Linked DNA regions of Homo sapiens: regions 1, 2, 3, 4, 6 and 7 are each linked to region 5. A link is a contact called in ENCODE Hi-C or POLR2A ChIA-PET data. All regions are on one chromosome and are shown on one strand. The core of a region is the stretch at or near the end of the contact, and the rest is flanking DNA. Distances in the headings are between cores, read along the strand shown. Region 1 holds the start of LTB4R2 (leukotriene B4 receptor 2). Region 2 holds the start of IRF9 (interferon regulatory factor 9). Region 3 holds the start of CHMP4A (charged multivesicular body protein 4A). Region 4 holds the start of RABGGTA (Rab geranylgeranyltransferase subunit alpha). Region 5 holds the start of PARP2 (poly(ADP-ribose) polymerase 2). Region 6 has its middle 40 kb from the start of GZMB. Region 7 holds the start of NFATC4 (nuclear factor of activated T cells 4).

Region 1 (3,986 bases), core at 828-3,327, 4.0 Mb before region 5:
CCAGAGTGGTTCTATGGGTTGGCCTGTGGAACCAGGGCACCTGGGCTGAGGAGGGCAGGTCAAGATGCCACTGAAGGCTGGCACTGCCCAGCCTGGCTTGACCCAGCAGGGAACTAGGTGGCTTCAGTACAACTCAGGCATGAAGAACCACCAGGGGAAGCACACTTAAGTCATCATCTAATGGCTTCCCAGTGTATTTCACAATAACAGCTATTGGCAACAAGTAAGCAATGCTGGCACATGGGTACATGCCAACTTGCAAGCACACAATAGTCCTTAACAGGGACCATCACCACCCTCATAATCCCTCAGTTTGGAGGAGCCTGGGCCTGCCCCAAGTGTATAGTAATCCTACCCAGCCAGATCCAAACTCTAGTCAAAGAAGGGTCCCCAAATGTCCCAGAACACTGACCTCTGGAGGGTGGGTGGGGGGTGGAAAGGGACAGGGAAGGGCAGCAGGTTGTAGGGTCTGCTGTCAAAGGTCCCATTCCGGACCGTCCTTCTCCATCCCACCCCCCGGGTCTCCATTGCCGCGGCCCTGCCCCACCACTTTCAGCTGAGGGGTAGTTCGGAGCTCCATGGTCCCTTCCCTAGAGCGGCCGCCCCCTCGGGCCTCCCCAGAGCCTTCGAAGAGCCGCGTGAGGAAACGGGGACCTGCCCGGGGCAGCAGATCTCCAGCGGTGAAGACGTAGAGCACCGGGTTGACGCTAGAACTGAAGAAGGCCAAGGCCGTAGTTCCCGCTCGCGCCGCCTGGCCGGCTCCGCCCAGCTTCGCCAAGGCCCCTTCCGGTGGAGCCAGCGCTGCGACCGCCTGCAGAAGGTTGACTGCGTGGTAGGGGGCCCAGAGCAAGCCGAAGGCAAGCACGATGGCGCTCACCAGCCGGCCCACCCGCGCCCCGTGCCGCCCGGAGCCCCAGCGGGCGCCCCGCAGCCGTGCCAGCGTCACGCTGTAGCAGCCGAGCATCAGCCCGAAAGGAAGCACGAAAGCGGTCAGAGTCTCCAGGCTCAGGTGGGCGGCGGCGTGGACCGGCGACGGGTGGCACAGCTGGCATACGCGGTCCCTCCACAGGTGGCGGTAGACGGCGGCCGGGACGGCGAGCAACAGGGCGGCCAGCCAGACCGCCAGCAGCAGGCGGCGGGCCAGGGCCGGGCTGCGCAGCCGAGGCGCCAGGAAGGGGCGGGTGACTGCGAGGCAGCGCTGCAGGCTGAGCAGGCCGGTGAGCAGCACGCTGGCGTACATGCTGAGCGCGCACACGTAGTACACCGCCTTGCAGCCCGCCTGGCCCAGCGGCCAGGCCTGCCGGGTCAGGAAGGCCACAAAGAGCGGCGTGAGCAGCAGCACCGCGCCGTCGGCCAGCGCCAGGTGCAGCACAAGCGTGGCCGCCAGCGGTCGCCCCCGTGCAGGCCGCCAGCCCGCCAAGCTCCACACCACGAAGCCGTTGCCAGGCAGCCCCAGCAGCGCCGCCAGCAGCAGGAAGGCTGTGCCTGTGGCCCGCGAAGTCTTCCAGCTCAGCAGTGTCTCGTTCCCTGGGGGACGGTAGCAGACCGACATCCTTCTGGGCCTACAGGTGGGTGGAAGGCGCCACAGAGGGCGTTCAGGGGTGGGGCAAAACCCCACCTGTGATGCCCGATGAGAAGGTGCCATGCCTCCTCCTTACTTCCCTGCAGCCTGCCTCTTTTCTGCCTGGGAGTCCTGACTTCCACGAGGACCCAGACCCCACCTCAAACACAACTCCTTCTTGGAACCCAGATCCCCTGCTCCCAGTCAGTTGACCTGCCCCACTCCTGGCCTCCTTCCCAGAGCTCAGTGGTAAACAGGCATAAAGTCATCACCCCAGGCTGTCACTATCTCTACCACCACTCCTCTAGTCTGGCCCCTCCTTCTTTGTCCAGCCCCATTCTAGCACATCTGGGCAAAACTGGATGGTGGGGTGTAAAGGGACGTGCACAGATCTACTTACCAAGCTGGGAGCAAGCAGGATTGGGGGCCTGGAGAAGCTGAAAGGTTAAGCAGCAGTAGGCGAGGTGCCTACTCCTGTCCTGTGCCTATCACATTTGCAGAGGGTAAGACAAGAATGGGGAGGGACAAGATGAGGCTCATCCTGGGCCTCTCCTGGGGCCCCTCCCTCACCCTGCTCCTTCCCATCACCAACGCACCCAGGCGTCCAGGCATGTGAGAGCCTGCCTTGCCAGGAAACAGCACAAGCTGAAGTGGGGCAGTAAGATTCCCTGGTGGTGGAAGGAAATAGGAGGACTCTGCTGAATCCTGGTCCTGCTTCTGTTCTCATCCCTCCCCCAGCTCTGGCCCCAATCCTCCCAGCCCACCTTCTGCAGTGTGTATGTTGCCTGGTCTCTCTGGCCTGCAGAGGTGACCCAAACAACTCAGTCCCCCACCTGCCTTATCCTTGCCTGTTTCCAGTCTCCTGGTCCGGCTGAGCCCCTGGCCTCCTACCTCCTCCCACCTCTTGCCTCAGGCCCTGCCCCAGTCACTCCACCCTCAGGGCTCTCACCGGGCTGTCAATGACAGCTTTTCCATGTAAGGCATGGTGCTAGGTTCCAGGAGGAACAGGGGATGCATGGAGGCATAATGGTTAGGGAGTCATGACACACAACCATGAAGAGGCCCCATTACCAGGCTGCACCAGGATACAAGACAAGAAAGGAAAGGATGAGTAGGGACATACTAAGAAGCAGCCCTCTCCTCTTGGAAAAGTCAAGCAAAACTTGGAAATGAAGAGATTTGAGGGGGGCCTGGCAGATGGATAGAGCTGGGGGAAGGGAAAAGAAAGGCCTCTGCTCAAGTAACAGCCAGAACTTGAGGTTGCTTGGGGAGGGCACCAGGAGCACTGTCTTAGTTTGGGTTCTTCCAAAGCAGAGCTTGAGCTAAGGGCTTGGGTACAGGTGATCCTGTATTCTTGAGCTAAGGGCTTGGGTACAGGTGATCCTGTATTTGGGAGGTTAACTCAGGAAGTGAGGGCATAAGGTAAAACAAGAGAGAGGAAAGCCATTAAGAGTATGTTAAGTCCCTTCAGTAGGCCTTGGGAACCTCTGAGAAAAGTATAGATTGCCCAAGACAAAAGACTGGCAGGGTGATCAGTCCAAAGCATTTATTAGGAGAATGTACTTAATGAGTGGGCTACAGCGTATCCTCACAACAGACAGTGAGAGAGAGTTGTTCTACCTGGGTATATCCAAAACAAGGGGGTCAGGGTATGGAGTTTACGAGGGTTCAAGGTATTTGGTTCAGGGCCAGGGCCAGTTTTTTTCAGTGTTTTGGGCAACAACCTGAATACCTTTTCAAGGCTCTGGCTTGGGCTCAAGCCTGCAGGGGAAATGCAACTGGCCAGGTCACAGGGCAATCAAGTTACTCTGTGTTTCTTTGTCAGGACACAGAAAAAAAGTGGGGAAGCTGGGGGACCCTACAAGGATCCTTGGCAGGAAAGCAGGGATTGTGTTCATTTGAGGGTTTCACTGTCAGTGAGAGTCTCAGCTTCCATGCAACTGTCCATCACGGCTGCAACTGAAATCAGAGCTGGGACACAGCGCACCAGAAGCTAAAGTCTTGATGCCATCAAAGGACATCCCTGCCCCATTCACATCTCTGTCACGTCCACTAATCGGCAAAAGGAGAAAAGTGAGAGAAGATGACCTAAGTGTGACTGCAGCAGGCAGCTCTGGAAAATGAAGCCAGAGCAGTGAGCCAGCCCCTCCTCCGACCAAGGAGGAAGGAAAGAGCAGGTAAGCAGGAAGGCCAGTGTCCCAGACAGGACCCTAATGATCCTGAATCCATGTATCAGGATCCATCCTCTCCTTACACCCTTCCTGGACACAGTCTCACCTCTCATTTTCCAAAGCCCTGCCATGCTGCCATCCCACTTCCCCACACTCTGCCCCGGGTTCCCTTTTCCTAAAGCTGCAGCTTATGGCTTCTCCAGTAGGTGGCAGCACACACAGAGCCACTCATAAACTGCAGCTTCTCAGAGCCT
Region 2 (3,925 bases), core at 1,426-3,925, 3.8 Mb before region 5:
CTGCTGCTGCTGCTGCTCCCAATGTCTGAATGGACTGCTCCCCCACTGGCCCCCTCCTCCTCCTGCGGACACAGTGTCTTTTTATTTTTTTTCTCTTTTTTTGAGACAGAGTTTCACTCTTGTTGCCCAGGCTGGAGTGCAGTGGCGCGATCTCGGCTCACTGCTATCTCCGCCCCCCGGTTCAAGCGATTCTCCTGCCTCGGCCTCCTGAGTAGCTGGGATTACAGGCAGATGCCACAACGCACAGCTAATTTTTGTATTTTTAGTAGAGACGGGTTCTCACCATGTTGGTCGAGGCTGGTTTCGAACTTCTGACCTCACGTGATCTGCCAGCCTCGGCCTCCCAAGACACAGTGTCTTTCATTGGCCCACCTCTCCCTCTGGTTACTGTCCTGCCCTTAGGCCCACCCAGTTCCCTCTCCATCTCTTACATTATTGAGGGAGTCCTGGAGCACAGAGGGACTGAGTGTGCAGTTCTGCATGGCATCCTCTTCCTCCTTCCTCTCAGAGGACACAGAACTGTGCTGTCGCTTTGATGGTACTTTCTGAGTCCCTGGCTGGCCTGTGGAATTGTTGAGGGACAGAGAAAGGTCAGGGTCTTGAGCAAGGACAGAGGGTGAAGGAGAGGTCTGAGGCAGTGAAGGATGGGCAGGTCTAGGAAGGGAAACCTGGGTTGCAGCCCCCCAAGGGCATGGACAGGGCAGAGCTATAAGCCTGGGGGAAGCCTGCACATCTATCCTTCCTCCCCAGTCTGCTGAGTCTAGCAGTGGTTGGACAAGGGGAAACTCACCAGAGACGATTCCTGGTGGCAGCAACTGATACACCTTGTAGGGCTCAGCAACATCCATGCGGCCCCTCTCAGGAACCTCCTTAAATTCAGAACTCTTGTTGAGTGCACAGCGCAGGCGAGTCTTCCAGACAGCTGGACCTCCTGTGTCCCCCTCCTTATACTTTCCCTTAAATATTGCCCAGGCCTAGGAAAGAAAGCAAGGGAAGAAGAGGCAGTGTGTTACAGGCTCCACCTGCCCCTCCAATAGGACTGGCTTTACAGGCGTGCAGCTCTGAGCTCAGAAGGGATTATGCAGGGTCTGTGCTCTGCGTTGCCATCTTGAAATCCTTGGAAATTTTTTTTTTTTTTTTTTGAGACAGAGTCTCACTCTGTCACCAGGCTGGAGTGCAGTGGTGCGATCTCGACTCACTACAACTCCACCTCCCTGGTTCAAGCGATTCTCCTGCCTCAGTCTCCCGAGTAGCTGGGACTACAGGCATGCACCGCTAGGCCCAGCTAAGTTTTGTATTTTTAGTAGAGACAGGGTTTCACCATGTTGGCCAGGCTGGTCTTGATCTCTTGACCTCGTGATCCACCCACCTTGGCCTCCCGAAGTGCTGGGATTACAGGCGTGAGCCACCGTGCCTGGCCAATATCCCTAAAATTTTTGAACAAGGCCTCCACATTTTCATTTTGTACTGGACTCTGCAAATGATGCAGCTAGTTTTCCTCTCCAATCTGTCCCTTATCTGAAACCCAGGCAGACGCAAGTGCTCGAGGATGAGTGTACCAGTGTGTATACACCATCCCACACACAGAGGAACAGTGGTTTCCAGGCCCTTTCACCTTGAAGAAGGCAGCATCCTGGTCCTCCCGGAAGTCCTGCTTGCCTGCATGTTTCCAGGGAATCCGGAACATGGTCTTAGCTGTATCATCCCAGCACACTCCGGGAAACTGCCCACTCTCCACTTGCTCCACCACCCAGTTCCGGAGTTTTCGGGTGCAGCGTGCCCTGCCTGATGCCATCCTGGGGGATAATAGGAGCAGGATGCATCAGAACTGACACTTTGGGAGGGAACATCTCCTGAGACCCTGGCCATTGAGACTAGATTCTGGCAACAGGTCCCAGAGATCCCATCCATCTTCTTTTAGCTCCAAACACATTTCAACACTCTATGGGACAGAATTGTTTCCTTTCTGCCATCACTAGCAGTGACAAACAACAACAACAACAACAAAACCCCCCAAAACATTGTTTTTAGCACTCTAAGCTGTGATACCTGGAAGGAAACCTTGGGCACTGGTCTTAATTTTAGGACTTTTCAGAGATGTATTGTTTACAAAAGAATTCCTTTGGTGATCGTTCCTGGTGACAGGCCCTGTCTAGATTCCCGAGCATCAGCAGAGGTAGGTTCTGCTGAGATCCATCAGGCTCTTCACCCACCGCCCCACAGCCTACACAACCTAGCCTGACCCCCACCCCCTGCCGGCCCCAGGAGTAGGTGGGGCAGGAAGTAGGGGTGGGGTTGGAGCTGCAGCAGAAGTGGGCAGGGCCAGATGGCAAGGAAACAAATGGTCCACTGAGGCTGGGGCCAGGAGCCTTCTTCCTTGAACAATCCAGCAGTAGGTCCTCCTGACCTTTGCCTACAAGGGTCTGGGGAGCTGGCCCTTGTCAGTCTCACTCTCAGGCTGAATCTCCCACTTCCTGACTTAAGAGATCTTCTGTCTATCCCTCAGTCTAACAGAGCGACCCCTAGGACCCCCTGCCCTCAATCTGGCTGGACTTTCTAGCCCTAGATCCCAGGCTGACTCCCATCCTTGGCTGATCTTACCTGAGTTGCTGTCCAGGCTGTCGCAGGGCTCAGACGACCTCAGCTTAACTCCTGGCTGGGCGGCTGATCTCTCCGCCCCTTTCTACAGTCCCCACCCTAAGTTTCAGTTCTCCTCCAGGGAGGGCCTTTTCCCAGAAATCACGTGGTCTGAGTTGCAGGGAACTGGCGGCCACTAGAGGGCAGCAGCATCTGAGCATCTCACTATCAGGATGCCACTGTCGCAGCAGGGGGGCCCTGCCCTGCTGGCTCAGCTCCAGCCTGGCTCATTCCCCTGCCTCCCTCAGATACTCTTGCTTCTATCTGACCTCTGGGTGACACCGTGGCTTCCCCAGGGAGGCCAGTTTCCTGGAGTCAGGCCTGGGACCTCTGGACTGCTGTGTACACCTGTGCATCTGCATTCCCCCACAGTGCCCACCTGATACATATTGGGTGACTTCAAATACCAGTCAAATTCTATGAAAGGAAAAAAGGAGGCAGGGAGGGAGGAAGCCCAGGCCAGGCTGCTGGATGGGGAGGGCCTCCCTTGACCATCCAGGGTGTCAACTCCTTCCTGGTCCTGAGTCCAGGGAGGGTCAGGCACTAGGTTGCAGGGGGCCCTTTTCAGCAAAGCTCTGTTCACCCCGCTCTTTCCCTGGTGCCCCTAGATGGTGGCACCAGGAAGAAGGACCACCAAGAAGCCTGGGTGGTAAGATGCCTCTTTATTGGTGCTGGAGCTGTTCCTGAGGGAGCAGGCCATGGGACCCTCATCGGGACCCTTGCCCTCAGCTACTTCCGCCTGCGGGGGATACTCTGTCCCAAGGGTACCTCTTCTGTCAGCTTCTGCAGAAGGAGAGAGAAGGTAATGATATTGGAAGCCTGGAGCTCAGACACAGTCAGCACCAGGTGACTTCTGTAGGGTGGGTTAAGAGATGAGGCTGGGTGGAGGCTATACCTGTAACAAGCGGGCCTGGTAAGCAGGGGGATCCTCTCCAGCCAAAGGCTGGGGGCGTACGTGCAGGTAGCGCTCAGTGGCCGTCTCCAGCTCTTCCACCTCATACAAGGTGGCTGGGTCCAGCGAGTGGGCATTGATGAGGCTCACAAGATACTCTTTGTAGTGTGCCCTGGGGAGAAAAGGGAGCAGAATATTTGTTGTGTTGGCTAATATTAACTGAGTGTGTCTAACATAGCTGGACTCTGAGACACCTGGACGAACAAGATTAACAACCCACCTGTGCCCACACTGCCTGCTACTATCTACCCATGCCCTTGCCCAGAAAGCCTCCTCCCTCCCACCCACTGCAAGACCTACTGCTCCCAAGGACCCATTTTACTGCCTGGGCATGCC
Region 3 (3,714 bases), core at 801-3,300, 3.9 Mb before region 5:
TGACAACTGACAGTGTAATGCTGAAGGGTGCATGCAAGAGACAGTGAAACCCCTGGTCTACAAAAATAGGGGCGGTGCAAGTTTCCAAGTATTTACATATTTTTTCCCTTGAACGCTCTCCTGTGCCTTTTAACTATTAAAAAGTGGGGCCAGCAGGCGGGCGCGGTGGCTCACGTCTGTAATCCCAGCACTTTGGGAGGCCGAGGCGGGTGGATCACGAGATCGGGAGTTCAAGACCAGCCTGATCAACATGGTGAAACCCCGTCTCTACTAAAAATACAAAAATTAGCAGGGCGTGGTGGCACGCACCTGTAATCCTAGCTACTCGGGAGGCTGAGGCAGGAGAATCGCTTGAACCCGGGAGGCGGAGGTTGCAGTGAGCTGAGATGGAGCCACTGCACTTCAGCCTGGGTGACAGAGTGAGACAATGTCTCAAAAAAAAAAAAAAAAAAAAAAGTGGGGCCAGACACAGTGACTCACACCTGTAATCTTAGCATTTTGGGAGGCCTAGGTGGGAGGATCACTTGAGCCCAGGAATTTGAGACCAGCCTAGGCAATAGAGGGAGACCCTATCTCTACCAAAAAAAAAAAAAAAATTGTAGTGGCGTGCACCTGTAGTCCCAGCTACTTGGGAGGCTGAGGTGGGAGGATCACTTGAGCCCAGGAGGTCGTGACCACAGTGAGCCGTGATTGGGTCGCTGCACTCCAGTCTGGGCAACAGAGCTAGACCCTGTCTCAAAACAAAAGCTAAAACATTGGCCCAGCACCAATTGTGTCAAATAGGAAGGCAATGGAGTTAAACAGAGGCTGAGGATGCCTGTCCATCCCGGAAAAACAGCAAGTTGATTTCCCTGGTTATACTTACTAACTTTGCTTAATAAGTTAACGTAGCCCTGGCCCTTCACTTTGCTAATCCCATCTTTTACACCGTTTTGCAGGACAAGTGAGATAGAAGGGGCCAACCAGCTACTGGAGCTCTTTGACCTCTTCAGGTACTTTGTTCATCGGGAAATCTATCCAGGCAGCAAGATCACACACTTTGAGAGGTATGCGGAGATAAGGGAGGAGCAGGGTGAGAAAGTATCAGAGAGGCCTGGGAAACCAAGATACTAGCTTGGTTACTCCTGCCCTGTCTTGAATAGGTTGCAGCAGAAGACTGGAATTCCTTTCTCCCAGATGATCTTCTTTGATGATGAGAGGCGGAATATTGTAGACGTCAGCAAACTGGGTACTGAGTGATGAGGAACAGCCATTTGGGGTCCCTAGGAGGGATTAGGTAGATACATACAGGTTGGATAGTTTGCCCTATAGGTGGCACTCACAAAGGTCAGAGTAATAATGGAGAACCCTGAAAGCTTAATGAAATGTGACTTCTTATCTTTCTAGGTGTTACCTGCATTCACATCCAGAATGGAATGAATCTTCAAACTCTAAGTCAAGGGTTAGAGACATTTGCGAAGGCCCAAACTGGGCCTTTGAGGTCCAGCCTTGAGGAGAGCCCATTTGAGGCCTAAACTGAAAGGAAATCAAGAAGGCATTTTCAGGTGCATTTGTAATTTATTAAAGTTCATCTGTGTGTGACAGAAGAGATTTTACCCACAGTGTGGGGAGTTTCTATTTTTCTAGCCTGTGAAATGGGGTTGGTTGTCCTGAGGTGCAGAGACCAGAATGTGAGACATTAGACTGCATCAGGTTTGCCATCTAAACTTAGGGCAACCCCAAGTGCTTGAACCTATACCACCCCACTTTCCTGAGCTCTGTAAAGAGCATGAAGTTTTCCCACTGACCCCATACACTGAGGTGCCATCACACTGCACATTTCCTTCCGGAGAACAAGCACGTACTCAGGTGGAGATAGAACTGTCTTTTTACTTAATAGAAAATGATGTGGCAGCTTTAAGAGGAGCGCGTCGGTCTGGGGCTGGTGGCTTGGGTCACGTGACACCGGTGGTCTCGTTTGCGCCTCTTGATGTCGCGGCGGCGCCCTGAGGACGGATTGGGCAAGGCTGGTCCCTGTGTGATGAGACATCACCCTCCCAGGAGCAAGGCGGAAGTCTGGAGGACGCTGAGGGGCGGAGGCGGGAGAGGCGAGCTCGCGATGAGTGGTCTCGGCAGGCTCTTCGGGAAGGGTGAGCCAGGGTGGGACTGGCCAGCCAGGAGGCGCTGGCTGGTGCAGGGGAAGAGGAGACCCCGGCGAGATTCGGCCGGACCGCTGCGCCGGGCAGGGGAAGAGAATCAGGAGACAGGCTGACTGGAAAACCCCGGCGGCCGATGGCGGAGCAAGGCTCATCGCCGGTGCCAAAAGGCACACCATGTCGGGGCGCCTTGTTCCCGTCCGCCGTCCTCCCCCACTCTCAGAGGGAAGAACTCAAGATCTGGGAGGGGACTTGAGTTGAGGGCGTGGCGATCGTGCTGACTCCCACTGTTCAGGCTTGAAGACGAGTTTCCTGCTGTCTTCAGCCATTTTCAAAACCTTGTTCTATAATACTTTGTGCTGGGCAAGAGGGATCTAAGGTGAAGAAGAAAGACTGCCTTCTTAGCCCGGCGCGGGGGCTCACGCCTGTACTCGCAACACTTTGGGAGGCCGACGTGGGTGGATCATGAGGTCAGGAGTTTGAGATCAGCCTGGCCAATATGGTGAAACCCCGTCTCTACTAAAAATATAAAAATTGGCCGGGCGCGGTGGCTCACGCCTGTAATCCCAGCACTTTGGGAGGCCGAGGTGGGTGGATCACCTGAGGTCAAGAGTTCGAGACCAGCCTGGACAACATGGTGAAACCTTGTCTCTACTAAAAATACAAAAAAAAAAAAAAAATTAGCTGGTTGTGGTGGCACGCGCCTGTAGTCCCAGCTACTGGGGGAGGCTGAGACAGGTGAATCGCTTGAACCCAGGAGGCGGAGGTTGTAGTGAGCCAAGATTGCACCAATGCACTCCAGCCTTGGTGACAGAGGGAGACTCCATTCTCAAAAAAAAAAAAAAAAATTAGGTGGGCATGATGGTGTGTGCCTGTAGTCCCAGCTACTCAGGGAGGCTGAGGCAGGAGAATCACTTGAACCCGGGAGACGGAGGTTGCAATGAGCTGAGATCATGCCACTGCACTCTGGCCTGGGCAACAGAGCGAGACTCTGTCTCAAAAAAAGAAGTCCTGGCGCGGTGGCTCATGCCTGTAATCAAAACACTTTGGGAGGCCGAGGCGGGCAGATCACCTGAGGTTGGGAGTTCGACACCAGCCTGACCAACATGGAGAAAGCCTGTCTGTACTAAAAACACAAAAAATTAGCCAGGCATGGTGGCACATGCCTGTGATCCCAGCTATTTGGGAGGCTGAGGCAGGAGAATTGCTTGAACCCAGGAGGCGGAGGTTGAGGTGAGCTGAGATCACGCCATTGCGTTCCAGCCTGGGCAACAAGACTGAAACTCTGCCTAAAGAAAAAAAAAGAAAGGCAGCTAGGAATAGTAAAAAGAATATTGGTTTTAGAACTCATACTGCCACATCTTGATTCCTGCACAATCTCTTATTAGTTGTGATTTTTAACATCTTTGTGGTTGTTTTCACATTTTTAAAGTGAAGAGATAGCACGTTCATTGTAGAGATTTGGGGATTAGCAATAACACAGTCAGGTCTCTAGCACATACTATGTATTCAATGATTGGTGGCTAATATTTTTCCTTCACAAAATTTGGGCCTACTCCACTGGACTCCTCAGGGAAGA
Region 4 (4,016 bases), core at 1,517-4,016, 3.9 Mb before region 5:
GCCCTGCCTTCTCTGATGCAGATTTTTTCATGAGACTCACTTCCTCTCTTAAGCCTGCTTGACTCAACCTTCCCAGTTTCAAGATTGCTAATCACAATGTGATTAGTGACTATGATGCAAGGCTGTACCTGGCAAATCTGCACTTGAGGGCATCTGTGTTCCCAAGTATCTGGTTGCGCCTATGAGTGTGCACAGAGCAGGAAGCTAGAGAAGGAGGTGACCACCAACAAAAGAAGGCTGGTGGTGAGGTGGGAGGGCTGGACCAGACTAGACACAGGTCCCATTTGGCCACTTATTACATGGGTGGCCCTCAACAAGTTACTTAATCTTTCTGAGCCTCAGCTTCCTATTACTATACTGAGCCCTTACTTAGTACAGACACTATTCTAAGCACTTTACATAGATTCTTTTATTTCAGCTTAACTTCAACAGATTAACTTCAACTGCAGCAGCTAGATAATATTTTTCCTATGTTACTGTTGAAGAAATTCAGACATAGAGGAAACGCAATACAGAAGTTAAGTAACTTGCCCCAGGTCACACTGGGACAAGCAAGTGGCAAAGCTAGGATTTGTAGCCAGGCAGTCTGGCTCCAGGATCCATGTTCTTAATCACTCTGCTTACTGCCTCCTACCTGTAATTCTGTGTGTGTGCACATCCCTCCTATGTATGCAAAACTCCCATCACAGTGGCTGGCACAAAGAGAACCAATAAATGGCTTAACTCTTTCCTCACTGGGACTACAAATACACAGGGATAGGAAAAATGTCTCTTTTCGAGAATTTGTTATAGGATCTAGGAAAGGACAAGTATATAATGGACACTTTACATACATTTCCAGGGGCTGAGAGAGGTGTGAAGGATATATAAAGATTTAAAGCACTGGCGGGGCATGGTGGCTCACACCTGTAATCCCAGCACTCTGGGAGGCCAAGGTGGGCAGATCACCTGAAGTCAGGAGTTTGAGACCAGCCTGGCCAACATGGTGAAACCCCGTCTCTTCTAAAACTACAAAAATCAGTCGGGTGTGGTGGTGCATGCCTGTAGTCCCAGCTACTCCAGAGGCTGAGGCAGGAGAATCGCTTGAACCCAGGAGGCAGAGGTTGCAGTAAGCAGAGATCGTGCCACTGCACTCCTGCCTGGGCAACAGAGTGAGACCCTGTCTCAAAAAAAAAAAAAAAAAAAATTTAAAGCACTACCTTCTTACCCAGGTGTGAGTTATAAACACACACATGCCACATGGACACACTATTCGCAAAGACATCACACACGTGTACGTGTGGTACACACACACTCACTAGCCACCCTGAACCTCATAAAGGCTCCACCAGAAAACCTTCTTTGCAGTAGGCACAGGGAAAAAAATCACAGTCTTTAAAAGTACATATGAAGGTCTATCAAATCAGACTGGGGCATTTTAGAGAACTTCCTCGAGGTGCCACTTGAGTTACATTTTTTTTTCTTTGTACTGTGGAGTTCAAAAAGTTAAATCTTAAAGATAAACAGGAATTACTGTGGCAAAGGAGGAGTGTGGAGAAAGGAGAGTCAAGAGGGAACAGGCTAACATATTTAGGAAACTGCAAGTATTTCTGTAGGCTGTCATGAAGAGTTTTTGGCAGGGTCAGGCAGGATATACAGCCAGAGAGTAGGCAGAGCCCAAATGCCAATAGGTCTGATGTGCTGAGCTGAGAGATTACAATTCTATCCTGAAAAGGAGCCACTCAGCACTTTTAGGCACAGATATGACGTCAAATCTGCATTTTAGAAAAATGGATTCAGTAGCACAGAGGATGGACTGATAACAAGGGATGAGGTGGAGAACACTGAAAAGACTTTCAACAATCTGGAGAAGAAATTCGGAGTTTGAACTCCTAGTGGCAGTGGGAAGAGAAAGAGTATTTAAGCGAGTTTAAGAAGTGAGGAGGAAATAGTGCCATTCACTACAATAGAAAACATAAAGGCCAATGTTTAGACAGGATGGATGAAAGATAATTTATACCTTTTGGCTTTTGGAGTTTGAGGTGTCTCTGGGACACCAGGTGATATCCAACAGGTGTTTGAATATGTATGTGCATGTATATTATTTATTGTTATTTAAGCTTGCAAGACATCTGGGCTGGAGATATAAATTTGGGTGTCATCAATTTACAGGTAGTAATTAAAACAATGAGTGTGGATGAACTCACCCAGAGAAAGTGTAATGCCAGATTTGTGGGCCAAAACAGCTCTGAGGAGCTCCAACTCGAAGCAGTTGAAGGCTTACATTTAAACATTCTCCCAGGAACAGTGGGTGAAGTGAAAAAGGGGTGAGGAAAGGGCCCTGGAGATCACCAACATTTAGGGGTGGAGGTGAACAGATGAGAAGAGAGAGGCAGAGGTGCAGGAGGAGAAGCCAGAATGGGGGTGTCAAGTATAAAGAAATGGGTAGCGTCAAATGCTTCAGAGGTTAGAGAAAATGACAGGAAACTCCCCCTGTTAGATTTGACATCTAGAAGGCTGTCGGTGTGGCCAGGGTGAGGTCAGTGGAGTAGTGAAGGTGCGGGTTTCCGGCTGTTGGAGAAACCTCTTCCACTAACTACATTGCACTCTGAGTTACCAACTGGCATGGTCCTCCCCCCATTTCACACGCACGCTACAGTCGCCCGTGCGCACTCGTACACACCAGGTGGCTAACAGGTACGAGGCGTTTCCGGACAGCGAGCGCAGAGCCCCCGCGCACGCGCCTCCGAGCCGGCCTCTTCCGCCGCAAGTCCCTCCCCAAGCCTGCAGAGTGCGCTGCGTTTCGATGAGCCGGGACGTGGCGCCGCTCTAGCCAGCGCCTGGGCTCTGTGGCGGGCGCCGCAGCTCCGCGTCCCCCGCGCCTCCTCCCAGCGCAGGTGGGTCCGCCCGCGGGGGGCGGGGGTGCCCGGGAGCCGTGGGACGGGCGGGTAGCGGCAACCTTTGGGGAGCAGAGTGGTCCCCAACGCCCAGGTGCCCCGGCTCGCGCTCTGGCCCGGGCGAATCGGGCTATAGGAAGGGCCACACGGATGGAAGTCCTAGTCCGGGTGCTCACCTCTTGTGGAACGTGCAAAGCCTGTCCCAGGACCTCTTTACACTCTGGGGGTCTCTGCCCAGGCACGCTTGCTGCTTCCGGACACAGCTGTGGGCGGAGCTAGTAGGGGCGGGGCTACGTGATTGACACTTCTCTCCTCAGACTTCAAGGGCTACCACTGGACCCTTCCCCTGTCTTGAACCCTGAGCCGGCACCATGGTGAGAACCCTGAGCCCAGCCCTTCACCTCCGCAGGCCCGCGCCCTCACCCCCAGTGGCAGTGCCATGGTTGCCCCGTATGAACCTAGGGCTCCACAGTGTGGGGTTTTTGCAGGTCAGCTTCTGCAAGGCAACCTGCACTCTTCCAACCCGTTCATCCTTGTAGCACGGACGCCTGAAGGTGAAGACGTCAGAAGAGCAGGCGGAGGCCAAAAGGCTAGAGCGAGAGCAGAAGCTGAAGCTATACCAGTCAGCCACCCAGGCCGTATTCCAGAAGGTGGGGCCCTCAGAGGTAGCCCCGACCCCAAGTAGCTCCCTTAGTATAGTGCAGAGGCCAAGAGCTGGTCCCTAGAGTCAGACTGCCTAGATCCAATTCTGGGTTATCTCACTTATAACTGTATGACTTTGGGCAAGTTGCTGAATCTCTTTGGGCCTCAGTTTGCTCATCTGTAAAATGGGGCTAATAATTGCACCTACTGCATAAGGCTGTTGTGAAGATTAAATGAGAGAATACCTGTAAGGCCATAAAGCATGGTTCATAGTACCTGTTGTATAATGTGGGATTCACAGAATATTGGATGGTTTTAAGTTTACGTTATTTAGTCCTGTAGTGGGAAAATTATATGATCTCTAACCCTGCCACCTATCTTCTTAGCGCCAGGCTGGTGAGCTGGATGAGTCCGTGCTGGAACTGACAAGCCAGATTCTGGGAGCCAACCCTGATTTTGCCACCCTCTGGAACTGCCGACGAGAGGTGCTCCAGCAGC
Region 5 (3,918 bases), core at 22-2,521:
ATGAGTACACACCCGAATACGTGTAGATTTTAAAGATTGAAAAAAATCTTTTAAAGAAATGGTTTAAGATAATTTTCTCTCTTTTTTTGTTTTGAGGTGGAGTCTCACTCTCTCGCCCAGGCTGGACTGCAGTGGTGCGATCTTGGCTCACTGCAACCTCCGCCTCCTGGGTTCAAGTGATTCTCGTGCCTCAGCCTCCTGAGTAGCTGGGATTACAGGCGTGCACCACCATGCCCAGTTAATTTTTGTATTTTTAGTAGAGACAGGGTTTCACCATGTTGGCCAGGCTGGTCTCGAACTCGTGACCTCAAGTGATCTGCCCTCCTCGGCCTCCCAAGGGATTACAGGCGTGAGCCACCTCACCCCGCCGGTTTAAGATAATTTTCTAAGTTTACAGAGGCAATAACAACTGTCCCACACTACTTTTGTGTAACAGTCTGTGTAATTCTTCCTAAATTGCTATTCTAGCCAAATGAAATAAAACAAAATAAAAGGGAGTCCCAGGAGTCTTGTAAGCTCATAGATTGAGGCCTGCTTATCTGTTTTACTTGTGTCCCAATGTCCCCCAAATACCCACCTCATACATGAGGCCGTATGGGATAAAGGTTAGTTAAGTGCTCAAGGGTCTGTGCCTAATTTAGAGCCTAGCTCTGCTGCTTTTCTCTGTGGAAACTTGGAGAAGTATTTGATCTCTTCCTACTTCACTTACTCCAATATTAGAATATTGTACAATACTGTACTTCTAGAGAAGTACAATAGAACCTAATTTATAGGGTGCACCTATGCATTTAAGAACATTATACACATAATACCGTATCTCAATAGGTCTAAGACTCGCATTTTACTCTCTGGAACTGGGATGCATCTTACAATGGATGACATAAGCAGTGAATCACAGTTCACCATTTTCAGTGCTTATCCTTTGTTGTGTATAAAATAATGGTGTGCCTTACAATTACTTTTTGTAAATTGGATGACATTAGGTATTAACAACAGTACTGGCACATTAGTTGTTACAGCTCCGCAAGGCTTTATGCACAATTATGTAATCCCCAAAGCTCTGAAAACCGAAATTTACAAAATTTAGCACCCCAACTGGTTTGGTAGCCAAGTGCAGGTTATAGGGAGCTGGAAGGGGAAGGGGGTCACAGTAGGTGGCATCGTTCCTTTCTGACTGCCCGCCCCCCGCATGCCGTCCCGCGATATTGAGCTCCGAACCTCTCGCCCTGCCGCCGCCGGTGCTCCGTCGCCGCCGCGCCGCCATGGAATTCGAACGCTGACGTCATCAACCCGCTCCAAGGAATCGCGGGCCCAGTGTCACTAGGCGGGAACACCCAGCGCGCGTGCGCCCTGGCAGGAAGATGGCTGTGAGGGACAGGGGAGTGGCGCCCTGCAATATTTGCATGTCGCTATGTGTTCTGGGAAATCACCATAAACGTGAAATGTCTTTGGATTTGGGAATCTTATAAGTTCTGTATGAGACCACTTTTTCCCATAGGGCGGAGGGAAGCTCATCAGTGGGGCCACGAGCTGAGTGCGTCCTGTCACTCCACTCCCATGTCCCTTGGGAAGGTCTGAGACTAGGGCCAGAGGCGGCCCTAACAGGGCTCTCCCTGAGCTTCGGGGAGGTGAGTTCCCAGAGAACGGGGCTCCGCGCGAGGTCAGACTGGGCAGGAGATGCCGTGGACCCCGCCCTTCGGGGAGGGGCCCGGCGGATGCCTCCTTTGCCGGAGCTTGGAACAGACTCACGGCCAGCGAAGTGAGTTCAATGGCTGAGGTGAGGTACCCCGCAGGGGACCTCATAACCCAATTCAGACTACTCTCCTCCGCCCATTTTTGGAAAAAAAAAAAAAAAAAAAAAACAAAACGAAACCGGGCCGGGCGCGGTGGTTCACGCCTATAATCCCAGCACTTTGGGAGGCCGAGGCGGGCGGATCACAAGGTCAGGAGGTCGAGACCATCCAGGCTAACACGGTGAAACCCCCCCCCATCTCTACTAAAAAAAAAAAATACAAAAAATTAGCCATTAGCCGGGCGTGGTGGCGGGCGCCTATAATCCCAGCTACTTGGGAGGCTGAAGCAGAATGGCGTGAACCCGGGAGGCGGAGCTTGCAGTGAGCCGAGATCGCGCCACTGCATTCCAGCCTGGGCGACAGAGCGAGTCTCAAAAAAAAAAAAACCGAGTGGAATGTGAAAAGCTCCGTGAAACTGCAGAAACCCTTTGGGAACAGAGGGAACCATGGGGCAGGAAGCCCACGAAAATTCTAATTGGTCTTCTGGTTCTTGGTGACATCAGGTGAGGGGCGCCCAAATGTTTGGCTTCATGAGAATCACCGAGTATGGGGACTGCATACTTAAGCAAATTCCCCACCCCAGACCCTCCGATTCAATAAGCCTGTATTAACAAAATCACTGGGTAATCCTGGTTTTGGCACTAATATCATTTAGAAACATATTGTTAGGATAGCATAGTATCTGTTATAGAGCAACCTGAGCAAAATAGCGAAACCTCGTCTCTATTACAAAAAAAAAAAAAAAAAAAGTGAAAAATTAGCCAGGCGTGGTCGCGGGCGCCTGTAATCCCAGCTACTTGGGAGGCTGAGGCACGAGAGTCGCTTGAACCCGGGAGGCGGAGGTTGCAGTGAGCCGAGATCCCGCCACTGAACTCCAGCCTGGGTGACAGAGTGAGACTCCGTCTGAAAAAAACAAAGAAAAAAAAATTGATACATTTTAATTTTTGTTCATCAAAAGATGTAAAGTTTAGAAAGAAAAAACCCAAAATCTCATTATTTGCATGTAATTTGATTATGAATATTTTAAAAGCTAGAAGAAACTACAGGATAAAAATTTTACCTTAATACAAAGCCTAGCAAGACTGATAGAAAATAGCGTGTGAAAATAAATTCCATGCTTATAAAAGAGCTTCAAACAACTATAAATAAAATTTTTGGATAAGGTAGCATTTACAATAACACCAAAGCATATCAAGTAGTTGGAAATAAATCTAACAAAATGTAAGTGCTCAATAAATGTTGTTGGATAGGATTGCTTAACCTGTTTCAGCGGTACAAAGCCTGTTACATCTGACTTAATTATGACACAAATAAATTAGACTAGGTCTAAAAGGAAATACTTTGGAGATAGGAAAAATATAAGCCTTTATGAAATGAAAATTTATTAAAAATAGCTAATACTTAGTAGAACTTTCTTGTGTACTAGAGGCTGAGCTAATGCTTTACATGCATAACCTCATTTAATCTTCATAAGAATAATAGCCAGAATTTATTTAGTTCTTACTATGCTATGAGCTTTACATACATTATTTAATTCTCACAACAACCTCATGAGGCATATGTTATTATCTCCATTTATAGTTGAGGAAACTGAGCTTTAGAAAAATTTAATTTATTCAAGATCACACAGTGTATTGCTAGGGCTGCTATAACTACATACATTGTCGTAATTCTGGCGGCTAGAGGCCCAAGGTAAAGGTCTTGACATGGCTGATTTCTTCTAAGGCCTGCCTCCCTCTCTCCTTGGCTTGTAGATGGATGCTGTCTTTCCTCTCTGTGCATCTATGTCCTAATCTCCTTTATTTTATTTATTTATTTATTTTTTGAGACAGAGTCTTGCTCTGTTGCCCAGGCTGGAGTGCAGTGGCAAGATCTCGGCTCACTGCAACCTCCACCTCCCAGGTTCTTGAGCGATTCTCCTGCCTCAGTCCCCTGAGTAGCTGGGACTATAGGCGTGGGCTACCACACCTGGCTAATTTTTGTATTTTTATTAGAGACAGGGTTTCACCATGTTGGCCAGGCTGGTCTCAAACTCCTGACCTCAAGTGATCCACCCGCCTCAGCCTCCCAAAATGCTGGGATTATAGGCGTGAGCCACGGTGCCTGGCCCTTAATCTCCTTTTCT
Region 6 (3,501 bases), core at 600-3,099, 4.3 Mb before region 5:
CTATCAATAAGATAAGAAAAGGGAATAAATGTAAGGATTGGGAAATAAAATAAAGTAGTAATGTTTATAGATGATATGCCTGTCTATCTTCTCTACATAGATGACCCAAGAGAATCTACAAACTAGTACAACTAATTATACTCAATGAGCTCAATATACAAAAACCAATTCCTATACAACAACCAATGAAAATATGTATTTTTAAAGGTAACAGTAATAAAAGTACAGGATGTCTAGAAACAAATCCAACAGAGATGTAAGATATGTACAGATTAAAATAATAAAAGCTTATAAGGAACATAAAAGAAGACTTAATAAATTGAAAAGATATAAAATATTGATGGATGGTGTAGCAGAGCTACAAGTTATCTATACGAAACCTTGGCATCACCTTTTTTGTGAACAAAATTCAAAATTTAGGGAGAGAGGAGTATAAAATATATTTTTGCTAAATTTTCTTTCAGATAGGCATAATATTTTACAAAGTTCTGACCAATAAAAGGTAAACAAAAGTCTGAGATCATTTCTATTTTATTGTTATTTTATTTTTTCTTTTGCTTTTTGGGTGAGGCATCAACCCTCTTTCTTCTTCCTTGTTCCTGATACAAATCTGACTTGATGCCTGGAGTAGCTGCAACCATCTTGTGGCAAGGAAGCAATAAGCATAAGGGGGAATATCAACATATACATACAGAAGTCCAAGACACTGATGAGAAACATTACACAGTCACTTCAGCAGCCCTGGACTGCTCATCTCCAGACTGGTTGTCATATAAGAAACAGAAACCGTTACTGTTTGCACTGCTATGTCAGGTTTCTCTCACTTGAATCAAAAATATTGCTGAATGTTACAGATGGGAACACACAAAGTTTTAAAAATGGTAATTCTCCCCAGATTAATTAATAAATTCAAGTAGACAAGTGTAATCTGGATATGGCTGAAAAACCTTGTTGCTCTTTGCAGAGTTGTGTGAAATAGCAAACAGGAAGCTGCTACATCCGGTTCTGGGCACTCTTAGGCTTTTGCTGGGACCAACCCAGACACCTAGAGATTTTGTGCTTTACTTACAGCATGTACCTGCTTCTTCCATGGGGCCACTCCATAAGCTCCTTTTGCACAAGGACAGCCCATCCTCAGCAATGACCTCAGCCCCCGACCACCCCTCTTTCCATTCCCCCACCCACAGTCATATTTTATTTTGACATGGAGCAGGATGTCGAGGGAGTTTTCTTAGAACTGATTCTATTTCAGGGGCAAACATTCACTCTCAGTGAGCTTAGGGTGGGGAGCAGGAGAAATGGGGGCGGAGAGGAAAATTAGTTTTCCTCACCCACCTCAAAATGAGAAAAGAGGCTGAGTTTGCTAAGAAATAACCTAGGGGTTCTGGTCGCCCCTGAGGGGCTTCTGATAAATGATTCAGAGGATACCCTTTCCCTCACCCACTCCTGTAATCACACACCCCACATGGACATGAGCAATCCTTTCCAGCACACACCGCCCTCTACAACTTCTTAGGTGGGCACTTCCCTTGTAGCTCTGGTCCATGAGTGACCTGAATTTTTCTGCCTTTTGTCTCCATTCCTAATGTAGAATTTTGGGATTCCAGGTACACTACTCACATCCTCACCTTTTCCCTCCTTCCACATAATTCCTGAAAGTCCCTCAAAGGAGATGCATCGCAAGTTCTCACACGCAAGTCCTTGGCCAGTCCCCGGAACTAGGTTTTCCTTTCTTCGACATTGACTCATCCTTCTTCCTGCTGAGACTGATACAGCCCGCAAAGCTACATCAAAGCACTTCAGCACTATCTGTGGTGACACCACTGAGCCATCATCTTCTCTAATGTTCTTTGAAAGGGCACCGGCCATCAAGACCCAAAAAGATGCTGCGTTTTCTTTGAAGTTCTTTAAAGCATCCAAACCTCAATGTGTCACATCCCTAAATGGTGGCTACACCTCTTTTGACATTTCAACACCAAAGCAACTCTATTTGTGCCTTGGTGTCTCTCAGAAATTTTTAGTGCAAAGAATGCTTTCATTTTGCATGGCCTCTCTTTCATGAGCTGTGCTGGGACAGAAAGCTGTGCTGTCTCATTCTGCTCTCTCTCCTCCCATTATTCCTTCTTTTTGACCCAAGGCTGATGCCCCCACTTTGAAATTTTCAACAAAAGGGAGTATTTTAGTCCCTCTCTTAGTTTCTAGAGAAATAAGCGACTGCTGGCTGGGCCCCAGGTGTATAAGCTCTTTTGGCTTCCAGGTTCAAGCACACGGAATTTGAATCTCACTTCCTCACACACTGAGCTGCTTCCCCTTTCCACTTCTCCTGTGAAACCCTAAGTCCTCTCAATCACATTTCAGGGCCTGATGTGGCTTTTTGAGAGGCTTTCTCCAGCATCTGCATCTCAATCCCCATTCAATGATGAGAAGAGCACTCACCAAGCCCCATCACTGTAACATACCACACAGTTTGGGTATAAGCAACAAATGCTCAGTCATGGATGACAGCAAAGTTGTAGGAATAAGGATTTTTTCAGCAGATGAATAAAATAATGAAAAATACCAATAATCTAAATGACCCCAAATAAGTAACTGGTTGAATAAATAGTGCTGTATCCACACAATGAAAAATTCAGCAATAGTTGAAATTAGTAGTGTGGAAGTAATCTCAAAGAGCCCAAGATGGCCCATATTAGAATCGCTCAGAAGCCTGTAAAAAATACAGATTTCTGGATGTGGATCCCAATGACGGAGTCAGAAGCACTGGGAGTAGACTTGGAATCTTTATTTTAATAGGTAACTCCAGTGATAATGCAAATCAAAGTTTAAAAATTTACAACCATGGCAGCATAGTTAATTATGAGGTAAAATGATCATGATATATTGTTAGATGAAAATAGTATGTTATGAAAAAAGAATGTATAATATAATCTCATTTTTAAAAAGTAGTGTGACTAGAGAGATGATATATAGGTATATAGGTAAAGACTGAAAAAATAATGCCAAAATACTAACCATGGTTAGTGGTGTGTTTATAGAAGATTTTTATTTTACTCTTTTTACTTTTTTACGTGTTGAGTCCAATTTGTAAATTTCCAAAATAAACATTTAGTTTATGTGTGTTTAAAGAAAACAATAAAAGTTGTTTTGTTTTGCTTTTTAAAAAAGGATAAGAGGTAAATGACATGGGACTTTTAAATTTACTTATACTCTAGATTTTAAAAAATAAAAAAGGCAGCTTGCAAAAATTTTGTACCACATAATAAATAAAAATTTTAAATGAAGAGTTAAAAATAAAGGGGAAGTAAGGGTGCTAATATAAATGAAGCCAGGATTAAGGTTGGTATCCAAGAATGCATTGCCTCAAACTTCAGTTATGTTTCTAAAATGAGCTATAAATTTGCCTCTTCCTAATGTCACAAGACTAGACATGAGCAGATAGGGAGAGGGAGGTTCAATATCATTAGACATTAGGGAAACAGGAATCAGAACCACAATGAGATA
Region 7 (3,615 bases), core at 689-3,188, 4.0 Mb before region 5:
TCGGCCTCCGGGGCTTGGACCATACAGGCTCCAGGGATCTTCGGGGGTCCATGGCCGAGGGGAGGCCCGGGGCGAGGGCAGCGGGGAGCCCAGGCCAAAGCGGGAGGCCGCCTCATTTAGCTCAGACTCCACCTCGTCGCAGGCTGCATACAGGGCTGCCTCGTCAGAGGCATCGGAGAAGAAGCTCCACGAGGACAGGCTGCTGCTGCCAGGGCTTGGGCTGAAGAAGGCCCCCCCACCCTGGCCCCCTGCTTCTCTGTAGCCCCCAAAGCCTTCTGGTGGGGGGTAATCTCTAGGAGAGCCGTCCCCCCAGGCATCAGGGTTGTCCTCCAGCGCTGCTGGCGGCTCCGGCGTGGGAGAGATGGAGGTGATGCGGATGCTGGGACACTCGAGAACACGGCCACCCCCAGCACCCCCAGCACCCCCTCCTGGTCCTCCCAGCCTCACCGACCTGGCGGGCTGGCTCTCCCAGGTGCCAGGTGAGGGGGCTGGTCGCGGCGGTGGCGAATGCATGCCAGGCCGAGGGGGTGGAGGTCGGGGAATACCGATAGGTGCAGCGCCATAGGGAGGGGGCTCTCCCAAGGCCAGACGGCAGCATGGCGGGGCATCCTCTGAGTCCAGTTCTGTCAAAATGGGAAGAGGAGCAGAGGGAGAGGGGGAAAGAGAGAAGCAGGTGAGATGGCTATGTTCCTTGAGTGGCCAGGCCGCAAGTCCTTCTATGCTCCCTGCCCCTCAGCAAAGAGACCTTCTGAGCCACAAGACAAAAGCAGAGTTGGACCTGGGAAGATGGAGGAGATTGAAGCAGGCATGCCAGGCCTTTGCCCACTGGCCCCTGGATCCTAGGACCGAGGGTACCCGATCCAGTGGGTCTTAAGGTGAGAGAGGTGGGTCCAGAGGGGCTGGAGCTGGGGCTGGGCCTGGAGGCGTGTTTCTTGAGGCACTGGGCTGGACTGGGGGCGACTCACACATGAACCCAATTAGCAGCGGTTCCCAAACCCCCAAACGGCGCTGGCAGGAGCCCCAGTTGCCATCGCAACCGTGGCCAGAGGGGAGGGGGGCGTCAGGGCTGTGGTGACGAGGGGAGGTGGCTCCTCCCTCTCTCCTCGCCATCTAGGGGCGGAGGTGCAGCCGAGGGGGTGATGCGTGCTGGGCCCAGCCGGGGGAAGGGGGGCAGCGGGCAGCGCGGATTCGTGCGAGCGGCGGCCGCCGCCCCCGGCTCGGTCCCCGCCATCTGCCTCTCATTGCGGCCAGACGGGGGAGGGGGAGGGGCGCCCCAGCGAGGCCTGACAGCGCCCCCAGCCCCGGGCGTCCAGTCGGCCGGGCCAGAGCTCGGTCCGCCAGGGGCCAGCTCCAGCGCCAAACCTCCCCTTCCCCTGGCGGCGCCTGGTGCTGTTGGGGCCGTAGTTCCCGCCCGCCCCCCAGTTCAGTGACAGGCGGCCCAGCCGGGAGGCGGCGCACAGCCAACAGCACCCCCACCCCCACCCCAGTCACGACCTAAAAAGGAGAAAGTGGTGCCCGGGCCCCCAGCCTCACTTCCGCAGGCCAACGAGTCCCCCCGACTCCCTTCGACCTCTGACTCCCTCACCCCCCACCCTAGGCTCGCTGCCTTAAATTCCCCAGACTCAGGATCCCCGGCCCTCCTCTCACTGACCCCAAGACCCCTTCCCAGCCCAGCACTAACCTTCCCCCAATCCCCCCGCGCCCAGCGGGGGGGCCTCCTTTTCCTCCCCGAACACCAGCTTAAATTCCAGCTCCTCATCCTCGCAGCTGGCCGCCCCCATGGATCCGGCAGGAGCCCCCAGGTCCCGGCCTGGGTGGGAGGGGGGAGTTCAGGAGGCTGCTGTATCTTCACCCGGGTGGCTCCCTCCCTCCCTTTCTCTGAGAAGCCCCCTCCTCCGTCGCTGCCGCCTCCCTCCAGAAGCCCCCTCGTTATTATAGAAACTTTTCCAAACTTTTTTCCCCCAAACTTCTTCAAAGCGGTCCCCCCCCCAGCCTGTCCCTGATTGGCTGCCGGGGATGCTCCAGCCCCTCCTCCAGGGATGAGATGGGAAAACCACGCGCCCCTCGTCCTCCCCCACCCTCCCTCCCTCTGTCCTCTCTTCAGTCCCTCCCCCTCAAAAAAAAAAAAACTGAATTGGAAAACGGTCCTTCAAGAGTGATACTAATGTTGCCTATTGGTCCGCCGTTGTGACAATCATTTCCCGCAGAGAGCCCAGCCCCCACCTCCCCTAGTCTCAGTTCAAGGTTCTGGGTCCGAGAGCCTTAAAGGGGCCACATCCTGGGCCCCCAGGGTAGAGAGCCCACGGAAGACCCTTTTTTAAATTCTGAAGACTGTGTAGATAGCACCTAGCAAGGCAGAACCACTTCTCCTCCCCTTTCCCTCCAAGCCTGAGGCCAGGAGGGTCCTGGGGGCAGAGTGGCACCGAGTTGCTCGGAAGAGGAAAAGGCTATTCTTCCGCCTCCCTTGCCTGGGGCTACTCTGCCCGGGCCTTCTGGAAGTCTTTGCGCTGCCGAATCAGCGCCTCCATCAGCCATTCCTCCAGGACCCCCAAAGATGAAGAACGCTTAGCCAGCCTGGATGCCTCTGGGAGCAGTCCGAGCCAAAGAGGCTTTGAGAACTGTCCCTAGGCCCACAGCCCTTGATGGGCGTAGATCCAGGCCAGGCTTTGCCGCTGCCCTTGTCCCAGCCACCCAGAGGGGCCGTGAATTAGCCTCCACGGGAAGTTGGCAGCCTCCTCCCTAGAACTGTAGTCTGGAATGAATCTCTGACCCGATAGCATCCCACTCCGGCTCTTCTAAAAATCCTTGCCAGGTTTACTAGGGGCCTGAAACCTCCGGACCCTGTGGGTTCCCCTCCTCTTCCCCCTCCTTGGCCCCCCCGCCCCCAACAGGCTGGACACCTGTCACCTGGGCTGGAGGAGGAAGGAAGACCTGGACTGGAGTTTCCGGGAAAGTCAGGCTTGGAGAGGCCTGGGTTGTGTGAGAGGGAGTTAGATGGGAGATTCGTGACTCGGTGGGAGATACTGGCGAGGCTGGCGGGTAGGAGAGATGGGAGGGTGGTTATCATTTTCTCCCACACACACACAGTTTCAACCTCTCTTAGAGGCCGCGTCTCCAGTCTCTAAATCCCTCCGGTTCAGGGCCGCACCCCCAACGCCGCCCCATCCCAGCAACTAAACGGTTAAGCGACGGCCCCAGGTCAGACGTTTACAAACACTCAGAAGCCGGGCGGGGACCGCGCCCGTTACTCTAATGAGAAACAGGCTCTACGGGACTGGGGAAAGAAGGGAGGGCTGGCCCGACGGGCCGGAGCTCCGCAGCGGCCGAGGCGGCTTCCCTCCCTCCCCTCGGTCCTCCCTCGGGCCCGCCCAGGGGACCACCCCCCCAGTCCCCGGGGACCCCAGTGACGTGCGGAGCTGCCCCGGCTCCGAGCCCAGGGCCGCAACACAGGAGGGGCGGGGAGAAGAGCCCAGGCCGGCGGGGAGAGAAGAATGTTCCGAGGCCGAGCGGGGAAGCGGCCTGGTTTGATTTTCTTCTTTCTTTTTTTTTTTTTTCTTTTTTTTTTCTTTTTTTTCCTTTGGTTGGTCTCCTCAGGTTACATTTCCCTTCCAGCTT

The links. A loop is a pair of places that touch in the nucleus more often than their neighbours do. ChIA-PET counts read pairs that join two places held with the same protein, here RNA polymerase II (POLR2A). Pooled maps may share reads with other maps.
Region 1: a loop to region 5 is called in a pooled map, with 4 times the contacts of the local background. The contact joins the promoter of LTB4R2 here to the promoter of PARP2 in region 5. A Hi-C loop is called at or near these places in 4 of 50 pooled maps. POLR2A ChIA-PET finds 5 or more read pairs at or near these places in 3 of 52 experiments (GM10248, activated T-cell and endothelial cell of umbilical vein).
Region 2: a loop to region 5 is called in a pooled map, with 10 times the contacts of the local background. The contact joins the promoter of IRF9 here to the promoter of PARP2 in region 5. A Hi-C loop is called at or near these places in 3 of 50 pooled maps. POLR2A ChIA-PET finds 5 or more read pairs at or near these places in 2 of 52 experiments (A549 and AG04450).
Region 3: a map with no recorded cell type shows a loop between it and region 5 (11-fold over the local background). The contact joins the promoter of CHMP4A here to the promoter of PARP2 in region 5. A Hi-C loop is called at or near these places in 1 of 37 single-sample maps with no recorded cell type and 7 of 50 pooled maps. POLR2A ChIA-PET finds 5 or more read pairs at or near these places in 2 of 52 experiments (WTC11 and endothelial cell of umbilical vein).
Region 4: a pooled map shows a loop between it and region 5 (9-fold over the local background). The contact joins the promoter of RABGGTA here to the promoter of PARP2 in region 5. A Hi-C loop is called at or near these places in 4 of 50 pooled maps. POLR2A ChIA-PET finds 5 or more read pairs at or near these places in 2 of 52 experiments (B cell and activated B cell).
Region 6: a pooled map shows a loop between it and region 5 (7-fold over the local background). The contact joins the enhancer-like site here to the promoter of PARP2 in region 5. A Hi-C loop is called at or near these places in 2 of 37 single-sample maps with no recorded cell type and 5 of 50 pooled maps.
Region 7: a map of chondrocyte shows a loop between it and region 5 (5-fold over the local background). The contact joins the promoter of NFATC4 here to the promoter of PARP2 in region 5. A Hi-C loop is called at or near these places in 1 of 168 maps with a recorded cell type or tissue (chondrocyte), 1 of 37 single-sample maps with no recorded cell type and 5 of 50 pooled maps.

What each region holds. Positions count from the first base shown.
Region 1 is chr14:24,308,231-24,312,216 of GRCh38, reverse strand. It overlaps LTB4R2 (leukotriene B4 receptor 2), which reads right to left and starts at 2,077. Exons shown (of 2, transcript NM_019839.5): 1 at 1,962-2,077; 2 at 179-1,562. The coding sequence starts at 1,552. The coding sequence ends at 476. NOP9 (NOP9 nucleolar protein) reads right to left here. Exons shown (of 10, transcript NM_174913.3): 10 at 3,093-3,986. LTB4R (leukotriene B4 receptor) reads right to left here and starts at 715. Exons shown (of 2, transcript NM_001143919.3): 1 at 413-715. It also overlaps a transcript of CIDEB not described here. RefSeq lists silencers at 802-931, 1,132-1,231.
Region 2 is chr14:24,160,015-24,163,939 of GRCh38, reverse strand. IRF9 (interferon regulatory factor 9) reads right to left here and starts at 2,675. Exons shown (of 9, transcript NM_006084.5): 1 at 2,602-2,675; 2 at 1,616-1,796; 3 at 791-974; 4 at 432-562; 5 at 1-62. The coding sequence starts at 1,795. It overlaps RNF31 (ring finger protein 31), which reads right to left. Exons shown (of 21, transcript NM_017999.5): 20 at 3,533-3,701; 21 at 3,285-3,420. The coding sequence ends at 3,367. RefSeq lists enhancers at 1,510-1,569, 2,559-2,948.
Region 3 is chr14:24,211,824-24,215,537 of GRCh38, reverse strand. It overlaps CHMP4A (charged multivesicular body protein 4A), which reads left to right and starts at 2,050. Exons shown (of 6, transcript NM_014169.5): 1 at 2,050-2,129; 2 at 3,709-3,714. The coding sequence starts at 2,099. NEDD8-MDP1 (NEDD8-MDP1 readthrough) reads left to right here. Exons shown (of 7, transcript NM_001199823.3): 5 at 939-1,046; 6 at 1,143-1,228; 7 at 1,387-1,595. The coding sequence ends at 1,514. It overlaps MDP1 (magnesium dependent phosphatase 1), which reads left to right. Exons shown (of 6, transcript NM_138476.4): 4 at 939-1,046; 5 at 1,143-1,228; 6 at 1,387-1,595. The coding sequence ends at 1,514. RefSeq lists enhancers at 8-746, 1,901-2,195, 1,832-2,331, 1,759-2,567, 2,522-2,641.
Region 4 is chr14:24,270,347-24,274,362 of GRCh38, reverse strand. RABGGTA (Rab geranylgeranyltransferase subunit alpha) reads left to right here and starts at 2,766. Exons shown (of 17, transcript NM_182836.3): 1 at 2,766-2,876; 2 at 3,194-3,250; 3 at 3,416-3,526; 4 at 3,905-4,016. The coding sequence starts at 3,248. It also overlaps a transcript of NOP9 not described here. RefSeq lists enhancers at 311-440, 481-540, 2,419-2,498, 3,239-3,448 and silencers at 2,589-2,688, 2,759-3,048.
Region 5 is chr14:20,340,988-20,344,905 of GRCh38, reverse strand. It overlaps PARP2 (poly(ADP-ribose) polymerase 2), which reads right to left and starts at 1,271. Exons shown (of 16, transcript NM_001042618.2): 1 at 1,219-1,271. The coding sequence starts at 1,264. It also overlaps RPPH1. RefSeq lists enhancers at 1,189-1,358, 2,289-2,388.
Region 6 is chr14:24,672,024-24,675,524 of GRCh38, reverse strand. No RefSeq gene overlaps it. Among named protein-coding and RNA genes, the nearest start is that of GZMB, 40 kb to the right of the region's middle. RefSeq lists enhancers at 685-734, 2,055-2,104, 996-2,195, 2,435-2,484. Within about 2 kb of position 1,849, at least 9 of the 41 ENCODE cell types and tissues checked have a DNase peak (open chromatin) inside an H3K27ac peak, as active enhancers do.
Region 7 is chr14:24,366,507-24,370,121 of GRCh38, reverse strand. It overlaps NFATC4 (nuclear factor of activated T cells 4), which reads right to left and starts at 1,938. Exons shown (of 10, transcript NM_004554.5): 1 at 1,682-1,938; 2 at 1-623. The coding sequence starts at 1,781. LOC124903291 (a long non-coding RNA gene) reads left to right here and starts at 737. Exons shown (of 2, transcript XR_007064085.1): 1 at 737-875; 2 at 3,595-3,615. RefSeq lists an enhancer at 1-137 and silencers at 1,100-1,479, 3,198-3,507.